6 separate regions of the Homo sapiens genome follow, and regions 1, 2, 3, 4 and 6 are each linked to region 5. Evidence: chromatin contacts called from ENCODE Hi-C or POLR2A ChIA-PET data. All regions are on one chromosome and are shown on one strand. Each heading gives the region's core, a stretch centred on a gene start or an enhancer-like site at or near the end of the contact. The rest is flanking DNA. Distances are from core to core; before and after follow the strand shown. Region 1 holds the start of EFHC2 (EF-hand domain containing 2). Region 2 overlaps EFHC2 (EF-hand domain containing 2). Region 3 holds the start of LINC01204 (long intergenic non-protein coding RNA 1204). Region 4 holds the start of LINC02595 (long intergenic non-protein coding RNA 2595). Region 5 holds the start of KDM6A (lysine demethylase 6A). Region 6 holds the start of NDP-AS1 (NDP antisense RNA 1).

The links. A loop is a pair of places that touch in the nucleus more often than their neighbours do. ChIA-PET counts read pairs that join two places held with the same protein, here RNA polymerase II (POLR2A). Pooled maps may share reads with other maps.
Region 1: a map of naive thymus-derived CD4-positive, alpha-beta T cell shows a loop between it and region 5 (8-fold over the local background). The contact joins the promoter of EFHC2 here to the promoter of KDM6A in region 5. A Hi-C loop is called at or near these places in 1 of 168 maps with a recorded cell type or tissue (naive thymus-derived CD4-positive, alpha-beta T cell) and 8 of 50 pooled maps. POLR2A ChIA-PET finds 5 or more read pairs at or near these places in 4 of 52 experiments (HEK293, K562, Panc1 and 1 more).
Region 2: a loop to region 5 is called in a map of CD4-positive, alpha-beta T cell, with 8 times the contacts of the local background. The contact joins the enhancer-like site here to the promoter of KDM6A in region 5. A Hi-C loop is called at or near these places in 3 of 168 maps with a recorded cell type or tissue (CD4-positive, alpha-beta T cell, CD4-positive, alpha-beta memory T cell and naive thymus-derived CD4-positive, alpha-beta T cell) and 10 of 50 pooled maps. POLR2A ChIA-PET finds 5 or more read pairs at or near these places in 3 of 52 experiments (SK-N-SH, WTC11 and naive thymus-derived CD4-positive, alpha-beta T cell).
Region 3: a loop to region 5 is called in a map of esophagus muscularis mucosa, with 5 times the contacts of the local background. The contact joins the promoter of LINC01204 here to the promoter of KDM6A in region 5. A Hi-C loop is called at or near these places in 3 of 168 maps with a recorded cell type or tissue (ascending aorta, esophagus muscularis mucosa and gastrocnemius medialis) and 9 of 50 pooled maps. POLR2A ChIA-PET finds 5 or more read pairs at or near these places in 1 of 52 experiments (WTC11).
Region 4: a map of naive thymus-derived CD4-positive, alpha-beta T cell shows a loop between it and region 5 (9-fold over the local background). The contact joins the promoter of LINC02595 here to the promoter of KDM6A in region 5. A Hi-C loop is called at or near these places in 1 of 168 maps with a recorded cell type or tissue (naive thymus-derived CD4-positive, alpha-beta T cell) and 7 of 50 pooled maps. POLR2A ChIA-PET finds 5 or more read pairs at or near these places in 1 of 52 experiments (BJ).
Region 6: a loop to region 5 is called in a map of IMR-90, with 4 times the contacts of the local background. The contact joins the promoter of NDP-AS1 here to the promoter of KDM6A in region 5. A Hi-C loop is called at or near these places in 5 of 168 maps with a recorded cell type or tissue (IMR-90, MCF 10A, chondrocyte and 2 more) and 19 of 50 pooled maps. POLR2A ChIA-PET finds 5 or more read pairs at or near these places in 2 of 52 experiments (HEK293 and MCF 10A).

The regions. Positions count from the first base shown.
Region 1 is chrX:44,342,225-44,347,398 of GRCh38, forward strand. It overlaps EFHC2 (EF-hand domain containing 2), which reads right to left and starts at 1,448. Exons shown (of 15, transcript NM_025184.4): 1 at 1,323-1,448. The coding sequence starts at 1,364.
Region 2 is chrX:44,251,153-44,255,814 of GRCh38, forward strand. All of the region lies in intron 4 of EFHC2 (EF-hand domain containing 2), which reads right to left. Among named protein-coding and RNA genes, the nearest start is that of EFHC2, 90 kb to the right of the region's middle. RefSeq lists enhancers at 1,460-2,313, 2,314-3,166. Within about 2 kb of position 2,324, at least 14 of the 41 ENCODE cell types and tissues checked have a DNase peak (open chromatin) inside an H3K27ac peak, as active enhancers do; they include CD4-positive, alpha-beta T cell, where a contact is called at or near this core.
Region 3 is chrX:45,503,364-45,508,285 of GRCh38, forward strand. LINC01204 (long intergenic non-protein coding RNA 1204) reads left to right here and starts at 2,025. Exons shown (of 4, transcript NR_104644.1): 1 at 2,025-2,102. RefSeq lists an enhancer at 3,131-4,330.
Region 4 is chrX:45,848,344-45,853,060 of GRCh38, forward strand. LINC02595 (long intergenic non-protein coding RNA 2595) reads right to left here and starts at 3,147. Exons shown (of 3, transcript NR_125365.1): 1 at 3,011-3,147; 2 at 1,032-1,129.
Region 5 is chrX:44,870,340-44,875,017 of GRCh38, forward strand. It overlaps KDM6A (lysine demethylase 6A), which reads left to right and starts at 2,849. Exons shown (of 30, transcript NM_001291415.2): 1 at 2,849-3,373; 2 at 3,585-3,648. The coding sequence starts at 3,213. RefSeq lists silencers at 2,039-2,538, 2,789-3,018, 3,359-3,618, 3,659-3,738, 3,749-3,848.
Region 6 is chrX:43,947,189-43,951,867 of GRCh38, forward strand. NDP-AS1 (NDP antisense RNA 1) reads left to right here and starts at 2,544. Exons shown (of 6, transcript NR_046631.1): 1 at 2,544-2,892. It overlaps NDP (norrin cystine knot growth factor NDP), which reads right to left. Exons shown (of 3, transcript NM_000266.4): 3 at 1,588-2,838. The coding sequence ends at 2,611. RefSeq lists enhancers at 2,221-2,738, 2,739-3,255.

The DNA of each region.
Region 1 (5,174 bases), core at 198-2,697, 530 kb before region 5:
TGGCGTGAAGCTACAAAGAAAAAACTTGTACTTCAGGGCCAACAACTTAGATACAGACAGTGTTTGGAAACCATAAAGCCAAATACTTCAATCTGCTGCCTGCTTTCTAAAGTTATCAAAGGTTTACACAATTGCCTTGAGTGGCTCCATCTAATTCCCTCCCATCTAATTGGGAATTAGCTTCTCCTGCAGACACAGATGGCTGACCCAAGTGAAGGGTAGTAACCAGTATAAACAAAAGCCTGAATCATTTTCCTGCTGTCGTTTAAATGAGGTGCTATTTATTGGCAAAAGTTCTTTCATGCTCAGGGTTTTTTGTGTTGTGTTGCTTTGTTCTGTACGTTCATCTTCTTTTGAAATGAACCCCTCCAGGACAGGCGCAGTGGCTCAGCCTGTAATCCCAGCACTTTGGGAGACCGAGGCGGGCAGATCACTTGAGGTCAGGAGTCCGAGGCCAGCCTGGCCAACATGGTGAAACCCCATCTTTACTAAAAATACAAAAATTAGCCGGTGTGGTGGCGGGCGCCTGTAATCCCAGCTACTCGGGAGGCTGAGGCAGGAGAATCGCTTGAACCTGGGAGGTGGAGGTTGCAGTGAGCCGAGATCGGGTCACTGCACTCCAGCCTGGGCGACAGAGCGAGACTCCGTCTCAAAAAAAAAAAAAGAAATGAACCCCTCCCAATTATAAATAGAGAAAAAAAAAATCCCTCCAAGTTTGGGTGCCTGTCTCTATAAAGTTTGGGAGTAAACTTTACAGGCTGATAGAACTCTTATCTGCCACCTACCCCTCTTGATAAGTGCCAGATTTCTTCAATTTGATAATTGAAACGGTATCTTTTTTCACACAGGATACTGGGGATAATGATTAGGCTCCTGAGCTGTGGAGACAAGGTTGCTTGAAAGAAACCCAGCTTCACCACTGAGACTGTGTGGTTCTGTGCCTCAGTTTCCTCAATAGTAACTGGGAATAAAAACTACCTAATTCAAAGGGCTGTTGGGACACTGGATGCTGCATAAGGTGATTAAAGCACAGCGCCTGGCACACATTAAACCCCCAATGGTTATCGTCACTATTATTTGTTACCTTTGAGGGTCCTGCCACCTATAAGGACTCTCTCTATATATTTCTAAATTAGGAAAAACATTCAGATGCAGCTGGAGAGATGGGAGAAGCAGCCTATAAAGTTTGGTCCAAGTTGCCACCAACCCAGGGCAGCAGCATGGGGCCTCCAGGAGAGTCTGCGGAGGTGGCCACGCCACGACCCTGCCTGGACCCCAGACTCCAGCCGGGAGCTGTGACCTCGGACGCCCTTCCTACTCACGTTGCGGTTGAAGCTGTTGCCCGGCAGCAGAGGCAGGGCCATGGCGCTCAGTGTCCGAAAATCCAGGGTCCCAGAAGAGAGGGCCCGGCAGGCAGCGGCGCCTCCCGGCCGTGTTGTTTGGCCCCCACGTTGCCTGGAGACGGGAAGCGGCGTCACGGAGGGAGGAGGGGCGGGGGGTTGGCGAGAAGGATCGTGGGGGGCGGGGGACACCTCCGCGGCGCGTACCTCCTCCCCAGCCCCAGTTCCCCTCCACCCGCTTCATCCCCGCACACACTCAGCCAGGTCCTGGTCTCCTGAGGAGTCTTCTCTCTGCACACGCAGTGTGCACACACAAAGATTGACTGTTCCCTGCCCCCGCCGCTTTCTGGTTTAACCCCCTTATAGAACTCAAAGCCTTTCTTGTACTTTCTTGCTTTTCCAATTCTTGTCGCCAACAGTTTTTTGCTATGTGGTTCAAACACACAGCAAAGTACAGAAAGTAATATGACGCCCGTGTGCTCACTGAGATGTTACACAAGTCGATATTTTCCTATGTTGCATAGACATCAGCTTTTATTTTGTAATTAAAACGTTCAAGATGAATCTAAAGCCACATATACCCTGACGAAAACGCGTTGTAATGGTAACCACCGCCTTCAGTTTTTCTTCTGGATATTTTTATATTTGTTGTTTGTTTGTTTGTTTGTTGTTTTAAGACAAGGTCTCACTATGTTGCCCAGGCCGATCTCGAACTCCTGGGCTCAAGCAGCCCTCCCGCCTCTGCCTCCCAAAGTGCTGGGATTACAGGTATGAGCCACCGTGTCCGGCCCATTTTTGTATTTGAACTAAACGTTTGTAAGGCCCAATCAGGGGTGGCCGGGGCGGAGTCAGGTGTCACAAATCGCAACCCCTGTCACTCCATCGTTCACCCCAAGATAGCCGGGCCAGGAACCTCCTCTCCCGACACCTACGTCTAATCCCTCCCTGAAGCCCTAAAGGTTGGACTCGATGCTCTCTCTCAGTCACCACCTCGTCTATTTCAGCTGCGATCCCATTGTTTCTTGCCTGGTTTTCTTCTTTAAAAAGAAAAACAAACACACACAAAAAACTAACTGATCTTGCCTCCAGAGCCGTCGTTTTTATAATTCATGGTGCAGCTGTTACTCTTCTGCTTCAATAATCTAGCCTTCCCGCCGCCTTCAGAAGGTGGTGAAACTCCTTATAGCCTGGTCTGAGGAGCTTTTGTCAGAGGGCACCTACCAATGCCCTCCATCCCTTTCTTTGCCCCCTCCTCCATCTACTCCAGCTCTGAGAAACCACTGGCAGTTTCTAAATCAGGCTCTGCGGTTTCTCCTCTTGGGGCTTTTGCAAATAACACTATCGTCTAGAAACACCCTTCCTTCCTATCTTTCACATAAGTAACCCCTTCTTGTCTTTCAGGACTTGAGGCCAGCGTGGGAGTGGGGCATAGAAGGTATTGCCATTTCTTCAATATATTCTTTCACCTTCTTCCTGCCGCCTCCATCTGTATTTGGTGTCTATTCTGATCGTGGCTTTCATCCTACTACATTGTAATTACCTGTTTACTTGACATTTCTTTAAATGCCCCCAAATACCTCCAGGGCAGGGACTGTATCTCCTTTTTTATTCATCAACAATATCCATTATTGCTTCTGTGTTTATAAATTTTACACTCTAAATTTCTGCTACTTGCTTTTTTTGCCTGATTCTGTTATTGAGGCCAGGCGCGGTGGCTCATGCCTGTAATCCCAGCACTTTGGGAGGCCGAGGCAGGCGGATCAAGAGGTCAGGAGGTCGAGACCAGCCTGGCCAACATAGTGAAACCCCGTTTCTACTAAAAATATTAGTAGAATATTAATATGCTACTGGGAGGCTGAGGCAGGAGAATCGTTTGAACCGGGGAGGCTGAGGTTGCAGTGAGCTGAGATTGCTCCACTGCACTCCAGCCTGGGCAACAGAGCAAGACTCTGTCTTGAAAATAATAATAATAAAATTCTGTTATTGAGATTTCTACACATTGACACATGTAGTGTTCATTAATTTTAAACGCATTGTATGATTATACCACAAATTGTTTAACTATCTGCTCTCATCTGTTGATGACAATTAGATTGTTTCCAATTTTCCACTAGTTACCAACAATGCTGCAGTGAGCGACTCTGCCTGTTCCTTTGGCAATGATCTAGGGCACATACTGAAAGATGGAATTACGTACATATCTGAGTGCATGGCTTCATCTTTACTAGATTTTGCTAGATGATCTACAGACAGATAAACCAATTAAGAAAGTCCCCTTCCCCGTTCATCCTTTCAACAATAGGTATTACCAAATTATATAATTTTGGATAATCATCTGAATAAGTGTGAATGGTATACTATTGTTATTTTAATTTGTTTCTCCCTAATTCTCCCTAAGCAGTTGGTCATGTTTTCCCATGGTTGTTACTTTCTCCTGTGACTCAGCTATTCATATCCTTTGCAGATTTTTCTCTTCGGTCATTTGTAGTTTTTTTTTTTTAGATAGATAGATAGATATAGAGATATTCTGGATACTAATCCGAGGCATAGCAAATATTTTCTCATTGTCGTTTGTCTTTTAACTCCACTTATATAGAGTTCTTTATTGTACATAAATTTGTTACTTTACTCAAATATATCATTCTTTCAGTTATGGTTGGTGGGTTTTTTGATTTATTCTACTTTTTATTTTTTGAGATGGAATCTCACTCTCTCACCTAGACTGGAGTACAATGATGTGATCTAGGCTCACTGCAACCTCCGCCTCCTGGATTCAAGTGATTCTCCTGCCTCAGCCTCCTGAGTAGCTGGGATTACAGGCATGCACCACCACACCTGGCTAATTTTTGTATTTTTAGTAGAGACGGGGTTTCACCTTGTTGGCCAGGCTGGTCTCGAACTCCTGGCCTCAAGTGATCCACCCACCTTGGCCTCCCAAAGTGCTGGGATTGCAGGCATGAGCCACTGCACCTGGCCTGTTTGGTGTTTTGTATGTGAATTCAAAAATCTTATACTACTCCAAAAGAACAGTTATTCTCCTACATGTTCTTACAAACATTTTTAAAATTCCCTGTTGCTTTTTAAATTGAAATAATTTCAAGCTAGTAAAAAGTTGCAAGAACAGTCCAAATAACTCTCATTTATCCTTTCCTCAGATTCCCCAATTGTTTTATATTTTACCACATTAATTTTGTCATTCTCCCCATATATATCTTTTACATTTTAGAGTTAAGTTGCAGATATCATGCCCCTTGACTCCTAAATACTTCAGTGTGTATTTCCTAAGAATAAGGACAGTCTCTTATATAACTGAAGTGCAATAATCAAAATCAGAAATTTAATATTAATACAATACTGTTTTCTTTTTTCTGAGACAAGGTCTCACAATGTTGCCCAGGCTAGAATGCAGTGGCATGATCATGACTCACTGCAGCCTCCACCTCCTGAGCTCAAGTGATCCTCCCACCTCAGCCTCCCAAGTCGTTGGGACTACAGGCATGTGCCACCATGCCCAGCTATTTTAATTTGTTTTATTTTTTGTAGACATGGGGTCTCATTATGTTGCCCAGCCTGGCCTCGAACTCCTGACCTCAAGCAATCCCATCTCGGCCTTATAATACTATTTTCTAATCTAAAATACATATTCAAATTTTGCAATTGTACCAATAATGTCCTTTTTTTTTTTTTTTTTTTGCAGACAGGGACTTGCTGTGTCACCCAGGTGCAATCACGGCTCACTGCAGTTTCTACCTCTTGGGCTCAAGCGATCCTCCCACCTCAGCCTCCCTAGTAGTTGGGAATACAGGCACACACCACCATGCCCGGCTAATTTTT
Region 2 (4,662 bases), core at 1,074-3,573, 620 kb before region 5:
GGTGTGAACCCAGTAGGTGGAGCTTGCAGTGAGCAGAGATCGCGCCACTGCACTCCAGCCCGGGCGACAGAGTGAGACTCCATCTCAAAAAAAAAAAAAAAAAAAAAAAAAAAGAATAGAGACAAACAAGTTTGAGGAAGTTTTTCATATTAAACATTAATACACTAAACTATACTTCTGGCCAGGCGGGGTGGCTCACACCTGTAATCTCAGCACCTTGGGAGGCCACAGTGGGTCGATCACTTGAGGCCAGGAGTTTGAGACCAGCCTGGCTGTCTCTACTAAAAATGCAAAAAAGTTTAGCCAGGTCCGGTGGCAGGTGCCAGTAATCCCAGCTACTCAGGAGGCTGAGGCAGGAGGATCCCTTGAACCTGGGAGGCAGAGGTTGCAGTGAGCCGAGATTGTGTCACTGCACTCCAGCCTGGGTGACAGAGCAATACTCTGTAAAAAAAAAAAAAAAAAAAAAAAAAAAAAAAAAAAAAAAAAAAAAAAAAGATTAAAAAAAGAAAAAACTATACTTCTTTAATATTTTTTAAAACTGACTTTTCAAAAAGATTTAAAATTCTTATTTAAGAACAGACAAAACTAATCTACGGTGACAGAAATCAGAACAGTAATTGCCTCTGGGTAGGGAATTTGACCAGAAATGGGGAGAAAGGAACTTTCTGAGGTGGTAAAAATATTCTACATCTCGATTTTTGTGTTGGTTACTCAATTGCACACATTTTACAAAACTTGTTGACCTATATACTTAAGATTTATATGTTTGACTCCGTATTAATTATATCTCAACCAAATACATAATTTGTCTTTTCACTGGGAAATTCATATGTGTTCATAATTCTTACTCATTCAAAGATTTTTGTGAAGGTAAAAGGGAAGAAATATATTCACTGTTTTATTTCAGCTCAAAAAGCTTTAGGTATCAAGGATAAGAATGCCCCGGAGAAACAGGAGCACAGCAAATGGAGAAGGTCTTAAGGTCTGCAGAGCCTCTGCCTCGGCTGTCCTCTGTCCCAGGAACCACTAGTTAGTTCCATAGTCTTCTTGATGCAACTCTTCCCTCTATTTGCACTTTCGCAGCCCTGTCGTGGAGTTAAACTGCCCCCATTTCATCTGATGTAACCAAATAGGACTGTTATATAAGGAAGTGCACACTGACAAGGGAGATGTTATCCCAAATCAGGTTATACAATCTTTTTGTAAATTTTTGAAATTTCTATCTGTCGAGGGCAGTCTAGGTGCAGTCTTAACCCAAGACAGTGGGGAGACATGATGGCTTTCCAAAGACTCTTCAGTCTTATCTCTGATATTTAAATGAAATTATGGGACCACTATTTCAATTGATTGAAAAATGTTTCTTTGGCATTATGAGGCCTCTAAGAAAAGCATTATTGATAATATATGGGATTCTTTTCAGTCTAAGTTAAATTGTTTAATTTTAACTTTACAGTTCAAGACAGCAAACACTGCAGAAGTAAATGTATGAAAGTCAATATAGAAGCCTCTTATTAAACTCCTAATTTCCCAAAGATTACTATATTTATTGAAGAATTTTCTCCCTGAGGGAATAAATGCTAAAATGATGTTCCTACTCTGAAAGGAAATTATTTAAAACATTTCTTAGCTGTTCTTGGTATTTATTCTCAATTCCTGGCACAAAAGATCTTTTTCTGGGGGTGGCTGGCAAGATGGCCGAATAGGAACAGCTCTGGTCTGCAGCTCCCAGCGAGATCAATGCAAAAGGAGGGTGATTTCTGCATTTCCAACTGAGGTATCCGGCTCATCTCATTGGGACTGCTTAGACAGTAGGTGCAGCCCACGGAGGGCGAGCTGAAGCAGGGTGGGGCATCGCCTCACCCGGGAAGCACAAGGGGTCAGGGAACTCCCTCCCCTAGCCAAGGGAAGCCGTGAGGGACCGTGCTGTGAGGAACAGTGTACTCTGGCCCAGATACTATGCTTTTCCCATGGTCTTTGCAACCCTCAGACCAGGAGATTCCCTCAAGTGCCTACACCACCAGGGCCCTAGGTTTCAAGCACAAAACTGGGCAGCTGTTTGGGCAGACACCAAGCTAGCTGCAGTTTTTTTTTTTTTTCATACCCCAGTGGCGCCTGGAACACCAGTGAGACAGAACTGCTCACTCCCCTGGAAAGGAGGTGGAAGCCAGGGAGCCAAGTGGTCTAGCTCAGTGGATCCCCCCAGCAAGCTAAGACCGATGGCTTGAAATTCTCGCTGCCAGCACAGCAGTCTGAAGTCGATCTGGGACGCTGGAGCTTGGTGGGGGGAGGGGCGTCCCCCATTACTGAGGCTTGTGTAGGCGGTTTTCCCCTCACAGTGTAAACAAAGCTGCCAGGAAGTTGTAACTGGGCGGAGTCCACCACAGCTCAGCAATGATTTTGTAGCCAGACTACCTCTCTAGATTCCTCCTCTCTGGGTAAGGCATCTATGAAAGAAAGGCAGCAGCCCCAGTCACAGGCTTATAGATAAAACTCCCATCTTCCTGGGACACAGAACATGGGGGAAGGGGTGGCTGTGGGCACAGCTTCAGCAGACTTAAACGTTCCTCCTGCCAGCTCTAAAGAGAGCAGCAGACCTCCCAGCACAGTGCTCGAGCTCTGCTAAAGGACAGATTGCCTCCTCAAGTGTGTCCCTGACCCCTGTGCCTCCTGCTAGGAGACACCTCCCAGCAGGGGTTGACACCTCTTAAAGGAGACCTCCGACTGGCATCTGGAGGGTGCCCCTCTGGGACGAAGCTTCCAGAGGAAGGAACAGGTAGCAATCTTTGCTGTTCTGCAGCCTCCACTGGTGATACCAAGGCAAACAAGGTCTGGATTGGACTTCCAGGAAACTCCAGCAGACCTGCAGCAGAGAAGCCTGACTATTAGAAGGAAAACTAACAAACAGAAAGGAATAGCATCAACATCAACAAAAAGGATGTCCAAATGAAAACTCCATCCGAAGGTCAACAACATCAAAGACCAAAGGTAGATAAATCCACAAAGATGAAGAAAAACCAGCACAAAAAGGCTGAAAATTCCAAAAAACCAGAACACCTCTTCTCCTCCGAAGGATCACAACTCCTCGCCAGCAAGAGAACAAAACTGGACGGAGAATGAGTTTGATGAATTGACAGAAGTAGGCTTCAGAAGGTGGGTAATAACTAACTCCTCTGAGCTAAAGGAGCATGTTTTAACCCAATGCAAGGAAGCTAAGAACCTTGAAAAAAGGTTAGAGGAATTGCTAACTAGAATAACCAGTTTAGAGAAGAACATAAATGACCTGATGGAGCTGAAAAACACAGCACGAGAGCTTTGTGAAGCATACACAAGTATCAATAGCTGAATCGATTAAGCAGAAGAAAGGATATCAGAGATGGAAGATCAACTTAATGAAATAAAGCGTGAAGACAAGATTAGAGAAGAAAGAATGAAAAGGAACAAACAAAGCCTCCAAGAAATACGGGACTATGTGAAAAGACCAAACGTACGTTTGATTGGTGTACCTGAAAGTGATAGGGAGAATGGAACCAAGTTGGAAAACACACTTCAGCATATTATCCAGGAGAACTTCCCCAACCTAGCAAGACAGGCCAACATTCAAATTTAGGAAATACAGAGGAAACCACAAAGATACTTCTCAAGAAGAGCAACCCCAAGACACATAATTGTCAGATTCACCAAGGTTGAAATGAAGGAAAAAGTGTCAAGGGCAGCCAGAGAGAAAGGTCGGGTTACCCACAAAGGGAAGCCCATCAGACTAACAGGAGACCTCTCTGCAGAAACCCTACAAGCCACAAGAGAGTGGGGGCCAATATTCAACATCCTTAAAGAAAAGAATTTTCAACCCAGAATTTCATATCCAGCCAAACTAAGCTTCACAAGCAAGGGGGAAATAAAATCCTTTACAGATAAGCAAATGCTGAAAGATTTTGTCATCACCAGGCCTGCCTTACAAGAGCTCCTGAAGGAAGCACTAAATGTGGAAAGGAAAAATCAGTACCAGCTGCTGCAAAAACATACCAAATTATAAAGACCATTGATGCTATGAAGAAACTGCATCAATTAATGGGCAAAATAATCAGCTAGCATCATAATGACAGGATCAAATTCACACATAACAATATTAACCTTAAATGTAAACAGGCTAAATGTCCCAATTAAAAGACACAGACTGGCAAATTGGATAAAGGGTCAAGACACATCAGTGTGCTGTATTCAGGAGACCCATCTCACATGCAAAGACACACATAAGCTCAAAATAAAGGGAGGGAGGAATATTTACCAAAAAAATGGAAAGCAAAAAAAAGCAGGGGTTTCTATCCTAGTCTCTGATAAAACAGACTTTAAACCAACAAAGATCAAAAAAGACAAAGAAGGGCATTTCATAATGGTAAAGAGATCAATGCAACAAGAAGAGCCAACTATACTAAATATATATGCACCCAATACAGGAGCACCCAGATTCATAAAGCAAGTCCTTAGAGACCTACAGAGAGATTTAGACTCCCACACAATAATAATGAAAGACTTTAACACCCCACTGTCAATATTAGACAGATCAACGAGACAGAAAATTAACAAGGATATTCAGGACTTGAACTCAGCTCTGGACCAAGTGGACCTAATAGACATCTACAGAACTCTCCACCCCAAATCAACAGA
Region 3 (4,922 bases), core at 775-3,274, 630 kb after region 5:
TGAACAAAGGTCTCTGGTTTTCCTAGGCAGAGGACCCTGCGGCCTTCCGCAGTGTTTGTGACCCTGGGTACTTGAGATTAGGGAGTGGTGATGACTCTTAAGGAGCATGCTGCCTTCAAGCATCTGTTTAACAAAGCACATCTTGCACCGCCCTTAAGCCATTTAACCCTGAGTGGACACAGCACATGTTTCAGAGAGCACGGGGTTGGGGGTAAGGTTATAGATTAACAGCATCCCAAGGCAGAAGAATTTTTCTTAGTACAGAACAAAATGGTGTCTCCTATGTCAACTTCTTTCTACACAGACACAGTAACAATCTGATCTCTCTTTCTTTTCCCCACATTTCCCCCTTTTCTTTTCGACAAAACCGCCATCGTCATCATGGTCCGTTCTCAATGAGCTGTTGGGTACACCTCCCAGATGGGGTGGCGGCCGGGCAGAGGGGCCCCTCACTTCCCAGACGTGGCAGCCTGGCAGAGGGGCCCCCCACCTCCCAGAAGGGGTGGCCGGGGGGGCGCCCCCCACCTCCCAGACCAGGTGGCTGCTGGGCAGGGGCACTCCCCACCTCCCAGACCGGGCGGCCGGGCGGAGACGCTCCTCACTTCCCAGACTGGGCGGCTGCTGGGTGGAGGGGCTCCTCACTTCTCAGACGAGGTGGCTGGGCAGAGGCGCTCCTCACTTCCCAGACTGGGTGGCGGCCGGGCAGAGGTGCTCCTCACCTCCCAGACGGGGTGGCGGCCGGGTAGAGGTGCTCCTCACCTCCCAGAGGGGGCGGCCGGGCAGAGGCTCTCCTCACATCCCAGACGGGGCGGCCGGGCAGAGGCACTCCCCACATCCCAGATGATGGGTGGCCAGGCAGAGACGCTCCTCACTTCCTAGACAGGATGACGGCCGGGAAGATGCGCTCCTCACTTCCCAGACTGGGCCGCCGGGCAGAGGGGCTCCTCACATCCCAGATGGGCGGCCAGGCAGAGACGCTCCTCACTTCCTAGATGGGGTGGCGGCTGGGAAGAGGCGCTCCTCACTTCCCAGACTGGGTGGCCAGGCAGAGGGGCACCTCACATCCCAGACGATGGGCCGCCAGGCAGAGACACTCCTCACTTCCTAGACGGGGTGGCGGCCGGTCAGAGGCTTCAATCTCAGCACTTTGGGAGGCCAAGGCAGGCGGCTGGGAGGTGGAGGTTGTAGCAGCCGAGATCACGCCACTGCACTCCAGCCTGGGCAACATTGAGCACTGAGTGAGCGAGACTCCGTCTGCAATCCCGGCACCTGGGGAGGCCGAGGGGGGCAGATCACTCGAGGTCAGGAGCTGGAGACCAGCCCGGCCAACACGGGGAAACCCCGTCTCCACCAAAAAATACAAAAACCAGTCAGGCGTGGTGGCGCGTGCCTGCAATCCCAGGCACTCGGCAGGCTGAGGCAGGAGAATCAGGCAGGGAGGTTGCAGTGAGCCGAGATCGCGGCAGCACAGTCTAGCCTCGGGAACAGAGGGAGACCGTGGAAAGCGGGAGATGGAGAGGAGGGAGAGGGGAAGACCGTGGAAAGCGGGAGATGGAGACAAGGGAGAGGGAGAGGGAGAGGGAGCCTCTTATTTGTTCTTATAACCCAGTTGTGGTCTCTTTAAGTTTCTTCATTTGAACTTTCTGAGTTGAATTCTGTTTTCTATTGGGATCCAAACTGATAGGATGATTCCTCTATCTTACAGTACTTTCATTGATAGTACTAGATGTAGAACAGTACTATAGAAATTTAGAGAATGAAGAACAAAAATCTTGATCTTACAACCTCATTGCAGAAATGGGAAAGACATAAATACACACACAGGGATGTTAAGTCCCCAAACCCAATAAACAAGAGAAGAATCAACCCCATATGTACAGAGACAGGTGCAAGATGCACACAAGTAGGAAAGTGGGGAAGATAAACATGTTTCTCTGAGCCTCTGTTCCGACCACAGTGTGATTCACAAGTGCCTGCTTGTGCTGTGAGCTCTCCCATAGGGCAAGATCATCATAACACAATGTCACCCCAGGGAGTGCCCACATTTTAGCTTGCTTGTTGCTGGGGAAAAGACTTGCTGCTTTGTGTTTCATTTGATGAAGGTAATGCTTCCTTATCAGAAATTCATTCCATTCTAAGGTACTTTATGTTTTCCTGTTTCTCCAAAGTCTGTCATTTCCTACATGGTGTATATCTGTTTCCCTTTGTCATGGTTTAGAGGAAATACCACATTTCATGAAGATTTCATTTATGAGAAGGAAAAATAGCAGTTTTAATACTGTAAGTATTTTGTTGTTGTTGTTTTCTGAAGCAACGTAGTGAATCTCATGCATGATGGGCCAATGCTCCTCTCTCTGTGACTTCCTGGGGCATGTGCCCATGAACTGGGTGATGAGCCTCTTTGCAGACAGATATTGTTCTTTCATTTTGTTTTTATACAGTGGGGTGTATATCTTCAGCCACTCGTAGCTTAGTGCATTTTCAGTCTTGTTTTAGCCACTGGGCTAAACTGAAGCACAAAGGGCTCTTCATAATATCTTCCCATTATGGATTTGGGGCAGGGGGGCCTTACAAACACTTTTCTGTGGCTGTGTTTTGGATGGGCCCAGAAAAGCTCATTTCAGTGGTGTCCAGGGATACGTTGTTAGCAATCACTCAAGAAAGCCCACAGGGCAAAAGCTCTTGTAAAGCATTAGGATTTTACTTCTCTTAAATTCTTCAGGTAATATAAATGAGGAGAAAACTCTGGGAAGCCCCAAAGGAGGGCCTCTTGTGTTACTGTAATATACACAAATTTAATTTAACTGCACTTCAGAATTCATTTATTCATTCACTTAACAAAAATATATTAGGCACTTACTATGTGCCTGACACTAAGCAGGGTATGAACAACATTTAAAGTCAAAAAGGAATGGCCTTGGCCTTGGTCCTCAAGAAGTTTATAGCCCTGTGTCTTATCTGTTCACTACCATTTAAAGGCAACCCCAGAAGACAAATAACCTTCTTGGACTTATTTCTTAAGTTGTTCCACTTGTTTTATCACAGGCTATAAAAAGTGGTATTGTACATTGCAATTTTATCTTCTTTATTTTATTTAAACATTACAACTACTCTGTGAAGTCAATCCAGTTAGTATAACATCCTCCATTTTAAAAGTTAGGACTGAGATACTATGTAAGCCCAAAGATTTACCCTGCAGTCACAGTTGAGAGAAGTCAGGCCCTGAACCTCACTTGAGAAAAGCCTTTGCTTTCTCCACTTTACCACTGTCTTGTACCTGGCCTCTGTTACTATTTTCTCGATGTGTTAATCTTGTTCGTCACCTAGAAGACCTTAAGCTGCTAAAGGCTCAGTGTCATATATTCTTTGAACTACTCAAAACATTTAACACAATGTTGAGCATATTGTTAATCCATATGGATTGGGTGTATTGATTTAGCAAAATTTAAGTTAAACTTTGAGATATGATTGAGAGAACTGACAAGGTAGTTCAAGCTCACCTCTCCAGGACCTACATATTTGAAACAGCATTGGCATTGACTTCTTCCTTTCCAAATGACATTCTTCTGGATGGGTTTAATTTACTGTGGGTTAGGATAATTGGGAGAGGATGAGACCACTACCTGGGAGAGTTAATGGCTGAAGATATTACTCATATTCTTCATTGGAAGTTAATGCATGAGTAATTCTCGAGTGGCTTAACCAGGCCCTAGATTTCACTGGGGAGATTATGATTTTAATTTAACATATCCTGCCATACAGTGTGTGAAATATGCAGCCAGCAGCGATCGCTATGAGATGAAAGCCCAGTTGTGTTTATTTTAAGAGACTTGTGGTTCTTTGCCAAAGCCAACATTCCTGGGCAGTGAATAGACTGAGTGAATCATTCAAAGTAGGTGAGAGGTCACAAGCCTGAAAAAAAAAGAAGAAGAAAGCTGAAAGCTTTTCCTGTCAAATAGCAACCTTTGAAAAGGCATTTATAAAGCAAAATCTATTATGGAAATAGGTCTTTTCAAGATGAATCTTCTGCCTGTAAATCCTAAAGAATTCTTCTTTAGCTCCAGATAATTAGCCCTGTTGTTGTTCACCTTTCCTGGAAATCAGGGCAGAGAAATACTCTAGTTCCTATCTCTGGCTCTGGACAATATGCCCTCATTAGAGAATAGAACAGTATCCATGTTCTTTTTTTTTTTTTTTTTTTTTTGAGATGGAGTCTCGCTCTGTCGCCCAGGCTGGAGTGCAGTGGCACGATCTCGGCTCACTGCAAGCTCCGCCTCCCAGGTTCACGCCATTCTCCTGCCTCAGCCTCCCGAGTAGCTGGGACTACAGGAGCCCGCCACCACGCCCGGCTAATTTTTTTTTTTTTTTGTATTTTTAGTAGAGACGGGGTTTCACTGTGTTAGCCAGGATGGTCTTGATCTCCTGACCTCATGATCCGCCTGCCTCGGCCTCCCAAAGTGCTGAGATTACAGGCGTGAGCCACTGTGCCCGGCCAGTATTCATGTTCTTGAGGGCAGTATAGACACTTTATTTGTGAGAAGCAGGCTGGCATACTGCCCATGACTTTAATGAGTGTCAGACAAATCTTCATCACCAACACTGGATTCCTTATGTATCAAGCATTATGGAATATCAACAAGGGCCAGGCATGACATTAAAGGCTCAGGATATGACAACTATTTATTAAGCACCTACTGTGTAGCAGGCATCTATTTAATCCTCTCCCATCGAATAAGATGGGTATTCTAAATTTCCACTTAGCAGATGAGGAAACTGAAGTTTGTGGAAGTGAAGTCACGTAGTTGGTTAGTGATCAAGATAAGATTCAATACTGAGAAGGAAGAAAAGAACCCTTTCTACTACCACCAACAAAAATAGTGGAATAAAAAAGAGTATGCAGTTCATTCTCTGACTATATGAAA
Region 4 (4,717 bases), core at 1,897-4,396, 980 kb after region 5:
TTTTATTAAAAGCTGATACTTGGCTGGGTGCAGTGGCTCATGCCTGTAGTCCTAACACTGTGGGAGGCCAGGGCAGGCAGATCGCTTGAGCCCAGGAGTTAAAGACCAGCCTGGACAATATGGCAAAACCCTGTCTCTACAAAAAATACAAAAACAACCCCGGCGTGTTGTGGGAGGTTGTAGTGAGATGGAGATGTAGGAGATGTAGGATGTAGGAGATGGAGGTTGTAGTGAGCTGAGATCCTGCCACTGCCCTCCACCTGGGTAACAAAGCCAAACCCTGTCACCAAAAAAAAAAAAAAAAAAAAAAAAAAATTTTTTTTTTTTTTTGAGACGAAGTCTCACTCTGTTACCCAGGCTGGAGTGCAGTGGCGCGATCTTGGCTCACTCCAAGCTCCACCTCCCGGGTTCACGCCATTCTCCTGCCTCAGCCTCCCGAGTAGCTGGGACTACAGGCGCCCGCCACCACGCCCGGCTAATTTTTTGTATTTTTAGTAGAGACGGGGTTTCACCGTGTTAGCCAGGATGGTCTCGATCTCCTGACCTCGTGATCCGCCCGCCTCGGCCTCCCAAAGTGCTGGGATTACAGGCGTGAGCCACCACACCCAGCCAAAAAATAAAAAAAATTTTTAAGCTGATATTGTTATTGGTTCATGCAGGTGACTCTGTTAACATTATCTCAAATGAAATTATTCAGAACAATTGGCAGTTTTATGTAGTTTCAGGAAAAGTGTTTTGAAAAGCAGATATCAAACAACTGGTTAAATGCAAAGCCACATGGTCACAATGGAAAAACAACTCTTTTAGAACAGTAAAAAGTCATGTAATATAATGACATGCAGAATTTTTATTTAAATACATTGTCAGAAATAGATTAGACCCTGCTTCTCCTCGGAGGTTACCTCAAAATACATTTCACTTCATAGAAATTTATATAAGTGTCAAAATATTGAACATAAGAGCAAATGGGTTAGTACTACTGGAATGCAATAATTATAAAGCTAGATAGGTGGATTAATTGTCCTACATACCTGTGGTTTTTCAGATTCCTGTGCTTGCTTACTCATGTACATTTGACTCTTTCAGAAACCACTTCTGGAAGCTCCCGGTCTGGCTTCTACACTGCCACCTGTAGACATAAAAGAGAAATAAATCATGTATTATTCGTCAACAATGCATCTTTTCTAGGCATCTAACGGGGACATCTGGGGAAAAAGTGGCAAAACATTTGCTCCAAAAGACAAAAATGTTCTTTCTCCTCTGTGTTGAAAATTCCTAAGGCGTCCTTCTCCCCAATGGTATGATAAATTATTTGATTAGAAATTGAAACATATGTAAGTCTCAGATCATCAACTATACACCACTCTGAGCCGATCATTAAAGAGATGGAGTCGCAGAACTCAACTTACAGCCATTTCAAGACCTGTCGTTTAAAATTAAAAGAAAACTTCACCGCTTTGTTCATCTGTAATTCAGAATTCTGTAAATTGACACAAAGAAAGATCAGGGGCGATTCAGGCTAAGGTTACTTTACCACAAGGTTGTAAGATGTCTATTTAAAATAACAGTAATTCTAACCTGAACTACAGTTTTGTCCAATCCAAACAGCAGTTTGGTGGGGTATTTTCATCAAAATGCCCTATCCTTGATTTGAATATGAATGACTGCGGAAGGGTCTTTCTGAAACCCCACGGATTTTAATACAGGTAGGTCCTTTTTCCAAAAAAAAAAAAAAAAAAAAGTCAGGAAATGAACAAACAGGAATAAAAATTCATGAACAACTATCGGCAAATCCAAGCAGCCATGAGACGTGCGAGTGTGTGTGTGTGTGTGTGTGTGTGTGTGTGTGTGTGTGAGAGAGAGAGAGAGAGAGAGACAGAGACAGAGAGAGAGAGAGAGAGAAAGAGACAGAGAGAGACCGACCGACAGACACACACTGAGATTTCTGGAGTTAATTGCGAATAACCGCGCCGCGAAGCTTTTTTACCTCCTCCAAGTCCCACAGTCTACCTAGGACAAGTAAGCCCGGCTCCAGCACCTTAAGCCAAAGACACAAGCACCACCACCTCCACCCCCACTACCTAGGCGAGACAGCGCCAAAAGCCACCGAGCGTGCACGCCAGCCAGGCCCGCTACCCCGCAAACCCGGGAGCTTCTTTATCCCCAGCAGAGATCCGCCCCACTTACCAGTAATTTACTTTAACGCCTCGAAAGCATGATTTGGTTTACGGAATTGCAGCAAATAAAAGAAAATCAAGTCTCCTTGAGACACTGTCCTCCTCCTCCCTAGGACGCACATTCACACGGAACACTCTCCTTTCGCTCTCAACCCCGAACACGCTCTGGACTATCCCAAGAGGGTCTTTGGGGACCCGCCAGAGATCGATACTGCTCCCACGTGCCTCCATTAAACCCTTGTCCAAACATGCACAAGGCGCCAAGGGCATGTGCAGAATCAGCCCTCAGAGTAAGTTCAGCAAACCCATTCCCTACCCCCGAAAGCGCGAGGGAGCACCCTGACGCAAGCGCCGGCCCCGGCAGACAATACTCAAGCAACTCCAGCCTTCCGCGCACACGCCCCGACCGGTCCAGCCACCACTCTCTCCTCCCATGGTCCCTACAGTCTTCGGGCCGGGAGCAGGGGGCGTCCTGATGGTTGCTGGGTGTGGACTGTGAAGAGAAGGGCAACCTGCACACGCCACCGATACTGCGGGGCGGGTAGGAGATCGCAGTTTTCCAAAGCCCCACCGGTGTGCCCAGCTCCTCAGAAGGGGTGGGGTGGGGACAGTGGAACCGAGGGAGTGAACCCTAAGGGAGGCAGCTTTTCTGCACCTCTTTCCCACCTACCACAGCGCGCGCGCAGAAGCGCGCCCACCACGGGGCCGTGCACCTTCCTTCTGCCCCTGGACCTACCCAGCCCTCGCCCCCAAGCGCAGTGGCCTGGAAGAGCGGGCGTCCGGCCCGCGGTGGCCGGGGGAGCGGGCAGAGCGCCGCGCTCGGGGGTGCCCACCTGCGCGCAGGGTCGTCGCTGCTGCCGGTGCACCCGCCGCTGTTGCAGTCTCCAGCTGCAGGAGGAAGAGGCGCGGCGGCTGAGCCCCCGGACTCCACGCGCCTACTCGCGCCCCGGAGCGGTGGTCCTCATTTCCCTTCGTCCCGGCTGGCGAGCCACCCACCTCGCCCGCAGGTTCTGCCAGTCCCGCGGCCCGCCAGAGCCCAAGCTATCCTCTCCGCCCCTTTCCCGCCGCCCCGCGCTGCGCTGCGCTCCGCCCCCTGCCCGCCCATCCCCGCCGGGGCCCAGCCGGGGGCTGCGGGCGCCGCGCCTCGTGCCGCAGATTTCGGGTTCTTGGGTCTGTGGCGGTAGAAAGGGGATGGGGGGGACCAGGGGTGCGGCCCTGGGGTCCGCCCCCAACCCCGCTCTCCCAACCGGTTCCCCACTCCTGGGGCCCGCGGCGGCCGCCCGCGGCTAAGGGTGTGGGAACCGTGCACTCTGCCCCCGCTCTTCCGGCGTCTCCCCGCATGGCACCTTCCGTGGCCCAGAGGGTGCCTCGTGTCTTAGGGGGAGGGGGGTTGGTGAAGCAAGGTGGAGTGAGCCTGAGAGTGGAAGCGAAGAAATTACCATGTGAATTGCCAGGGGATGCAAGTTGCTGCCTGTGCCCTGTTTCTTCTACATTAACTACCTGGATGTGCTGCTTCCCTTGCTACAACCGCAGTAATATTCAGAAGCTTGAATATAAGATTTCCAAGTTAATTGGCTGTAGGGTGGTTGGGTTTTTTTTTTTTTAATGTAATGATGGCAGAAGACAACAGATTCACTCTTTTTAAAAAGTTACTTTACATATATGTACAATATATAAAGCCATATTTCTAATTTAAAAAATAGCAAAATGTAAATAACAGAACAGCTGTGTTTTACAGAAACAAATCCAGTGTGTATGTGTTATTTAAACCCACGGTAATTATATTAATTGGTTCGTTTTAAAGTGTATTTTAGGTATTTCTTAAAACGGACTCAGAATTTAGGGATTAGGAACCCCTGAGTTTTAATTTGGCTTTTTGTCATAGTTCTAAAATGTCAATTTCATGGAAATTACTAAATGAGGTTGTTTAGAAAAATGGGTTCTTTTTCTTCCAGGTTGGCAGCATTTTCAGATCTGGCAAAGGACAGAATTTTTTTTAAAGCCAAGAGATAATAAAATTCTCATTCATTTTCTGATGAGGGAATATCTGGTCTGGTAGCTTTTTCTTTGTTTCTCTCTTTGAGGCAAACTTCTTTTCTGTTTCTTCTTACACGTTTTTCTTCCAAAATTTCTCCTAAGTATAGGCAAAGTTATGGAAGCCGTGATTTTTGAGCCTTTGTTTTCTTAAAAGAGATGGAAAATTAATTATAATTCATTATCAATATCTATCCCAGGCTCATGATACTACATTTCACATTGATTAACCCTGTTTTTCAACTCTGCTTTTAGTAATTTCACCTAACACTTGAGAACCAAGAGTTTTTTAAGTTTCATCCTTATAAGAATGAAAGGCACACTTTAATTAACATTTTGAACCAAAATTAAATTCATTAAATTCACTAATGGAAAGTACGTTAGTACAGTATGTGTTGCTGGGTAAATGAGGACAATGTGGATGATAAACAGTTCTGAAGAAAAGACTCTGAAGCAAAGAAAACAATCCTTAGAAAAACTGATGATCCCCTTTTCAAGGAAAGGAT
Region 5 (4,678 bases), core at 1,599-4,098:
TGCCTTCCGGTGGGGTTTTCAGATTCACTTTTCATGGAAATTTATTATAAAATCATTTATTGTATGTCCCTATTTCTCTCTCCAGTGAAATATGTAAACCTTATAGGCTCTATATCTATTTTACATACATTTGACAGATAACACACTATGTAACATGTGTATGATGTAAGGACTTATGTTACCATATGAAATTTGTCCCATGCTTGATGATAGATCCTTGTAGTTGTAATAGACATAGAGCACTGGCCTAGAGGATAGGTAATGTTCTCAAGGTCGCACAGCCTGTGTAGAGCAAGGATTCGAATCCAGGTCTGCCTCACTCCAACTCCCACCCATTGCATCCACTCCTTGCTGTTCTGCTATTACATAGTAATAGCGGGAAGAAAAGTGTTGAGGTGTGGAGAGTGGGTAGCCTTTTTTTTCTGAGACGGAGTCTCGCTCTGTCACCCAGGCTGGAGTGCAGTGGCGCGATCTCGGCTCACTGCAAGCTCCGCGCCATTCTCCTGCCTCAGCCTCCCGAGTAGCTGGGACTACAGGCGCCCACTACCACGCCCGGCTAATTTTTTGTATTTTTAGTAGAGACGGGGTTTCACCGTGGTCTCCATCTCCCGACCTCGTGATCCACCTGCCTCGGCCTCCCAAAGTGCTGGGATTACAGGCGTGAGCCAAAGCGCCTGGCTGCCTTTTTTTTTTTTTTTTTTTTTGAGACAGAGCCTCACTCTGTCCCCAGGTTGGAGTGCAGAGGTGCAATCATGGCTCACTGCAACCTCCACCTCCCGGGTTCAAGCGATTCTTCTGCCTCAGTCTCCCGAGTAGCTGGGACTACAGGCGAGCGCCACATGCTCGACTAATTTTGTTTTTTGTATTTTTAGTAGAGGTGGGGTTTCACCACATTGGCCAGGCTGCTCTCCAACTCCTGACCTCGTGATCCGCCCGCCTCGGCCTCCCTTTGCAGGCGTGAGCCACAGAGCCCGGCCGGGATTGAGTAGCCTTATAATCCTTGAAAAGGACCTGAGTCAGGAACTGCTAACTTCAGGGAGATAGTCAAATACCAGCAAAATGTCTATCTGTGCTTGTGCAAGTGTGTGTGTATGTGTGTGTGTGTGTGTGTGTGTATGAGAGAGTGTGCGAGCGAGTTACTGGGGTCAAAATTTCCTTGGCTTTAAATGTCACCATTTGTGACAAAGTTAACAATGTATTAATTTAGCCGTAGAAAAGATTTGGCCCTTTGTACACACTCATTCAAGCAAAATGGAGTATCATAAAGGGAAAGGTGTTTCAGAGGAAGTAATTAAACATGAACTATAATCTATACAAAACTACAGTTTGTTCGTCTAGTTACTAGTCTCAGGGGAACAATTTAAAACTGTGTGCAAAATCAGTTGGGATTCCCATAGCTTCCCGCTGAATACTGGTAGGAATTACTGGGTCAGCACTGAATTGTCTTCGTCATATTTTGAAATCCAAGTTTAAATATATAATTTTTATTGGTTACAGGTGGAAAACCTATTGAAAATATAAAAAACTCCGTTTATAAACAGAATCTTGTCCTTATATGTCTATCAATTTTTTCCTATCCCTGTTATAAGACATACAGCTTAGTAAATAAATTTGCCTTTTGAGAAGAGTAGTCGAAAGGCCTATTTTTTTTTCACCTATAGTAAAGATTAAAAGTCAGACTAAAGCCTTTCCCCTGCACCTGAGAGACAGAACAACAAAATGTTACTGTTGTCTAGGGGTTACAAACCTGCAGGTTTTGGGGGATAGAAAGGATTTCTTGGGCCACCAGCTGTGATGATTTAATTATGTCTTCTCTCAGGTCTGTCCACAAGCAGCCCCTACTTTTGTAAGAAGGCTCCACTGAAATCATGGCAATAGAACCCAACATTCTGCAGATCCCGCTTCACAATTTCTCATTGCTTTTTCTTGTAAGACTGTAATGAACTACTGATAAGACACAGGGTAAACACAGCACGAAAATCTGGCCCCAAAGTGCCGCCAACAGACAGACCTTTGGCGGTGGGGAGCCATGGTCGGCAAGCCAGGCCCCGCGGGCGACTCTTCATTCCCTCCGGCCTGGGGCGTATGGGCGGGGGTCAGGGGAGCCCTTCCCCCTTCACTTTCGGCGCGGGTGAGGTGATCGGGGCTGCCAGCGCAGGTCTGGCCTAGGGCGGCACCCGGACCGCGGGGCACGGGACCGGCAGCCGCTCCCCGAGCGCCCTCCTCGCGGAGGCCATTATTTCCAGCAGTGCCAAAAGTCTGAGCCTTCTTCGGAGGGCAGAGGTCGAGGGCCGTGCGCCGCCTCCCGGCTACGCGACCTGTACCAGGCCCTGTGGGGTCCCGGGACCCCTGGAGCGCGCGCGGGACGGCCGGAGCCGCGGTCTGGGCACATCCCAGAGCTCGCGGGCAGGCAAATGCCGTCCTTGGCGTCTTCGCCCGCCGCTCGCGCCCGCCGCGGGCGGTGCCGGACCTCGCCCTTCCCCACCACTCCCCTCCCCCTCCAGAGCCCGCCGCGGTTCCCGAGGTGACACGGCCCGGACCCTCCATTCTCTGCCCCAGTGTATTTAACCAGCACAACCTAACAGGAAGCTCCCTCTCGGTGACAACCCTTCCCCCGACAGACGCGCCCAGCAGCCAACCACCGGCTAGAATTGGCCTGCGTCCCGCTCCCATCTCGGTGGCGGCCTCGGTGGGCGGGGCTCGGGCAGCTAGCAAGTTAAGTGGAGCCACGGCTGACGTGAGTCAACAAAGGTCACGTGAGGCGTGCGGGCCGCGCCGATTGGTGGCGCCAGCCGGGCGGGGAGGGGGGGTCACGGCGGCGGCGTGGGGTTCGCTGTGTGACACAATTACAACAACTTTGTGCTGGTGCCGGGGAAGTTTGTGTCTCCAACGAATCCCCTCAGTGCTCCCCAGCCCCGCGCGCTCCGGCCGTTCCCGCCGTCCCCGCCTGTGGCTGCCCCCTGCCCAACCCCGCGATGTGACCCTACAGCCGAAAGCCGCCGCTGCCGACCCGGGGGCTCCGCAGCCCCTGCCGCCGCCGCCGCCGCCTTCACCGCCGCCGCGTTGGGATTTTTCGTCGCCGCCGCCCGCGGCGGAGGAGGAGGCGGCGATAAAGTTGGTGTGCTGGTCCCGCGCGCAGATTGGGGGCGTCACTGCGGGCCCCGGTCCGAGGGGGGGTGTCGGCGTTGGAGTTGTGAATTCGCTGCGTTTCCATGAAATCCTGCGGAGTGTCGCTCGCTACCGCCGCCGCTGCCGCCGCCGCTTTCGGTGATGAGGAAAAGAAAATGGCGGCGGGAAAAGCGAGCGGCGAGAGCGAGGAGGCGTCCCCCAGCCTGACAGCCGAGGAGAGGGAGGCGCTCGGCGGACTGGACAGGTACGGGCCGCCGTCACTCGCCCGGTCGGCTCCGGACGGGCAGTAGCCGCTCTCCCGGGAGGACCGAGCGCGGCTTGTCTCTGGCGGCGGCGGGGCGGGCACCTCGGTTTGGCGCTCTTCGCGCCGCCTCCGCTGGGGCCTCGGGCTCGGGCAGGGACGGGTCGGTGGCGTTCCCTGAGCGTTAACGAGTAAACTGTGTCTGTCTCCACAGCCGCCTCTTTGGGTTCGTGAGATTTCATGAAGATGGCGCCAGGACGAAGGCCCTACTGGGCAAGGTAAGGCAGCTGCGAGTCGGAGCGCGGACACCGTCTCCCTGGCCGGCGCCGCGCTCGCCCCGGGCCCCGCGGCCGGGTCTGTGCTCATTGTGGCCACGGACGATGGTCGAGGGGCTTCCGGAAACTATTTCCTGCCTCTGCTCTCCCCCCACCCCCGGGTACCCTGCTTGCTCCCTTGCGAAATCGCTCTTTTCCTCTTGTAGCTGGAGGAACAGAGACGGGATCGCTTTGGGGCCGGGCTCAACTGGGTCGACACAACTGCCTGCTATTTTACAGCTTTTTGAGGGTAGGCCGATGATCTTCGAGGTGCCTGTTTAGGGTCAAGGGATCGTGAGTGTGTTCAGATTTTCCCAAATTTCGGACTTAACTTGCCTCTACGGGTTTAAAAAAATTCTTTTCCTTCAAGCAGGCTGTTCGTGATGCCTACTGCTAACCAAATGTTTTAGGCTTTCTTGTGTCCCCGCTCCCAGAAGGGGGAAGTTTCACGGAGTTTAGGTCGGTGAAGAGTTTGCATTGGGCTGTTGACATGTATCTCGATTGCAGTGTGTGTTACCTGAAGTTAGGTGACTTGTTTACTTTTTGGGTCTTTTTGGCATAGAAATACCGTAGTTATTTGTAAACGTGTTCTCTTCCTGGAGCCTCATTTCCTGTGTGTCTGACAGGGGAGGCTGGGGAGGATTCGGGGTGTAGTCTTTTTTTATTTGTGTGGAAAGTTGTTGGCACTGTCATTTAGTTAAGTAATGGCTGCTCCTATCGGCCCAAGATGGCGGGACAGGGTGGGAGGAGAAAGTGAAGGGGGGGGTTAGGGGGAGGGTGTAGAGGTAAACATGGAAATAAATAGTAGCCGTGAATAAGCCTTTCCTTCGGAGTGTGTAGCTCAGTGGTGTTTAAAAAAAATTACCCAAGATTATTTGCATATAGAATTCTTATACCTTTCATAAGCTTGGAAGCAGCATGCATAAGCCTGGTAAATGCTTATCAACCTGTAGCACATTTAGTTATCCATCTGTAAGCTATTGAACAAAGGCTG
Region 6 (4,679 bases), core at 1,294-3,793, 920 kb before region 5:
TAGTAACTTAATATCCAGTAATGTCTGAAATCTCTCAGTTCCCAAGGCTATTTTTAGGTCTTTAGGGAAAATATAACTATTTTTCCCCTTTCTCAGCCTTGCTATTCCCCTAAACTTTACCCTGTCTCGCCACACTCTAAGATCCTGAAAGGAGCCAGGCTCCTTTCACTGGTGGCAGGAAGGAAATTAAAGCAGTCAGGGTTGTGAGGAGCAGGAAGCGTGGGTTCGAGTTCCAAATCCAAGAGTGTCTGTGACTTTCAGCCAGTTCCTGGATTTCTACAGGCCTCCATTTGCTCATGTATTTAAGGAGAGAAGAGGATGTATGCTTTCTAATAGTTCTTCCAAGGCCACTGTCCTGTGATTCTTTAATGCTCCAAGTATATTCTGCTCATTTCCATGGGGGAAACTTTGTCAATAGACCATGTAATGGGATTTGAAGGGACTATTTTCTATGGCTTCCAGAGAATTTGGAAGATATGAGTCATATAACTGCCCCCTGTAGTCCCAAATTGGTAGAAGGAAATAAAGACTAGAGTTTAGGGTATAGATTATAGATTCTCAAAGAAAATTGAGTTTTTAAGGCCCAGAAAATACTTTTTAAGGCTGGAAGTATTATTTTTCACTTTTTGATTAGCAACATGAAAGAACAGTCATAAATGTGACCAACAGTTAATACTTTCATTATCAGTTAAAAATTATAACCATTTAACTTTCAGTATTAAATTTAATTCCATTTATGACAAAATTCTTCATGTAATGGTCCAAACTGCCATTTCGCATTTGCCTTCAGAATGAGGAGAACCTCCAATTTAGGAGACTGGCTGGCTGTGTCACCACAGAGATTAAGATCAAGGTCAAGATTTAATAGCATTAGTTTCATTCTGTTTCAAAGCCATGAATACAAGTATAACCCTGCTGGCTTTCTTAAGAATGTGTGAAAGCTGTGCCAAAGAGTGTTCAAAACCATTATCTCTACTGGAAAAGTAATTCACAGGTTGGCTGTACTAACAGTGGGGGAGTTAATATCATCTCTAGTTAACCAGGACAAGGTTGCCCTGGAAACTGAATTGCCAAGTCTGGATTTGTATTGAGATACCTAAGAGGGACATAGCACTGTGCTAACATCATGAGTATTCTTGTAATGCCCAGTAATATCATTCGATCCTGAGCACTGCACAGTCAATGGCACAGAAATGTTGTTAACTATTTGTCCTTCTGCTGGTTCTTCCAACTTCACTTATGGATATTTATTTTCTTCTGAGAAAAGTGAAGAAATTAAAAAGGAGGGGACTCCTCTGTTTCATTCCATAGCTTCCAAGGAAGCCAAAATGCATTAGATTTTGTGTTTATTCAATGGGCTAAAATCTAAAACTCAGAGTCAAATTTAATAAGCCCTCAACACCTTGTTACATTGATTTCAAAAAAATGTTCCCACAATGCATTCTGGAACCCCATTTCTGTCTCCTTTTTTTTTTTTTTGACTCTTTTACTATATCATAGGAGATGCTCAAGCACTAGCTACATGTATGTTCTAGTCCACATGATAGTAGGATATCAAGTAGGAAAAAAATACTTAAACAGTCAAAATTTTGAATATACTCTTTTTATTTCAAAACGTGGGAATAACTCAAAATTTGAGCCTCCAGGACCAAAACACATTTGAACCAAACGTTCAGAAGACAAGCCAGGCCACCATTTTGGCAACATGTTTCACATGGACAAGTGGATATTAGAGAATGATGCCCGTGACACGGCTAAAGCTATAGCACACCCACAAATAGATTCATACTTGGTTGTCTAATTTGCATGCATGAGTATGGTGCATTCTCCATGCCACTAGTACATATATGCCTTTTCCAGAGTCAGTGCAGGATCCGTATTTGTGCAAGTCTTTAAAAGTCTGCTCCCTTACAAAATTTTACCATAATTTATCTGAGACAGCCTTCCTGTGACAAATTCTTTATGCTGCTTTTACTTTCAAAAAGTCATTTCTGAATAATAATTATAGCTGTCAAGAGTTCCAGCATCACATAAAAGAATCTGTTTGTTAGTTATTTTAATGTCAGTTCGCTGGCTGTGAGTAAACGTAGCTAAACATATCCACATGCTTGGTATCTGGACTTTGAAATCGGTAACCTTTAGCAGCAATGGCAACCTTAGACCAAAATGACAAGGTAAAAAAAAACATCAACAATAACAGAAGATGTCCCAGGAAAAGCTGGGCTTTTCTACTTTCCAAAGTAAATTCTTCCCCAGCGTGCACCAAACACTGACAGCCTGACACGCTTGTGTATGAGGGCCCACTTTTTCCCACTAATGCTGAATTGTTGGAAACCCAAACAGCATTGAGAGCCAAGGGGGAAAATGCCTGAATCTGAAAATGAACCAAAAGAAATTGTACCAGAGAAAGGAGATGGGAACTGCAAAGAAGTTCCCAGAGTATCTCTCTCTGTCAACAAGCATGTAGAGTCTTTATTACTAGAATATGCAGAGTCCCGGGAGAATTGTTGCATCCTTTTTTGCCTTAACTCTTTTCTTGCCAGTCTTTCCCTGGCTGGTCGAACTGCCTCTACAGTTGTCCCATCCAGAAGCCACACACAGCAGCGGGCCTCAGGAATTGCATTCCTCGCAGTGACAGGAGAGGATGTACCGGTAGGTGGCAGTGAGTCGCATGCCCCCTGAGCATCGCAGCCGCAGTGCCTTCAGCTTGGAAGTCTGGGGCCGGCAGCAGTGACAGGAGGAACGGAAGGGTTGCTTGAGGACAGTGCTGAACGACACCAAAGGCTCGGAGCGTGACGCCTGGCTGCAGTGCCCCTCGCACCTGGCCAGGAGCACCATCTGGGGAAAGAAAAGGAGGTGGTTACTCTGTGGGCATGCCACAACCTTAGCCAGGTAAAACAGCATCTTTTGAAAGACCCTCACACTCGTTGCCAATTCCTGCTAGATTAGACCAGTGGCTCAATGCATGTTGCATTTTTTTTAAGTCAACACCCAGGCCTCATTCAGATCGATTGAATTAAAATCCTTGGAGATAGGGACCAGGCTTTCATGGTTTTCAAAGCTTCTTAGGTGATTTCTAAGTGTACTGAGGGTTTAGAACCACTGAATGACGCCCATCACTGTGATGTGCGAGTAAAAACCAAAGAACAAAAGAAATTTCTCCTGACAGGTAGTGGTCTACCACTGGCCCAATGCATTGCAATTCTACCAGTAGCAAAATGCAGAAAGTCAATCCAAATTGAAACCAAGAAGTAAATTAAAATGACTACCAAAAAAAAAAAAAAAAAAAAGAAATTGATTTGTGCAGGAAATAGCTAAAGAACAGGAATATAGTTTCTGAATAAGAAAATAGGATAGCCTGAGTAATGCTTAGGAAGAAATATTCTGGGTGCTGCAATTTGGGACAAGAGAATGAAGTAGAGACAGGGCATGTCTGGGGCCCTGAAATCACACTTCTGGGTTTATATGTTGAAGGAGCCTGGGATTTATGTAATTGCATCCGCATCTTCAGAGTCATTTGCGGCAAATATTAGGATGTACCCATTCTGATAATCTCTATTTCCAAAGATTGGGCTGGAATAACGGAGGCTATGTGTTCTTTATAGTAGCTCTTAATCTGGCTTTAGCAAACAGACACCTTTAAGAATCTGATGAAAACTACCAAAGTTATCCCCAGAAAAATGTACATAAGCACACACACAATTTGCATACAGCTTAACGGAATGGAAAAAAGGATCATTTATGTATCCCATACAAAACTCCTGGTATCCTGGGAGTGGGAGTAATAGGTGGGTAGGGTGGGACAGCTTGACTCATTAAGCTGCATAATCCTAATATCAAGGTGGGGAGGGGAATGGAGAATCTGAGATTATTGGTCCCATGGTTATGTAAGAGGTTTTGCTTGGTGAATTTCATGTTAAGTGATGGAGAAAAAAATCCCCTGGGCCAGGTGTATTGTCTCATGCCTATAATCCCAACACTTTGGAGTCTGAGGCAGGAGGATCACTTGACCCCAGGAGTTTGAGACCAGCCTGGGCAACATAGCATGACCGTGTCTCTAAAAAAAAAAATAAAAAGTTAACCAGGCGTGGTGATGTGCACCTGTAGTCCCAGCTACTTTGGCAGCTGAGGCAGGAGGATCACTTGAACCCAGGAATTAGAGGCTGCAGGAAGCTATGATCAAGCCACTGTACTCCAGCATGAGTGACAGAGCAAGGCCCTGTCTCAAAAAGAAAAGAAAAGAAAAGAAAAATTTGTCCTATAATTCCAGAACCAACAGCAAGATCATAAAAAGTGAAACTGTTCAAATGAAAGATTAAAAGATACATATATATGCATGAAACCTTTTGACGTTTACCTTACAATATTGTAGGAATTCGCAGTTATTATTAAAGACTCACCAGCTATTATCTCTGACATCATCCTGTAGGGCAGAATTAAACACCCAAGGTTTACAAGAAAAAAATAGCCAGTCCATCTTTCCAAAAGGGAGAAAAGATGAATTCTGGTAATTATAGATTATTGGCATAGTTATCTGAGAATATACTGGGGCTAAATCCAACAATCACTTAGCAACCACCAAGGCAATATGAAATACTAGAAAAAAAAAACAGCAGGGCTTAGGGAAGAATAAGTTGGACTAGACCAGTGAATTTATTTTCTCTGAATGATCGCAGAGG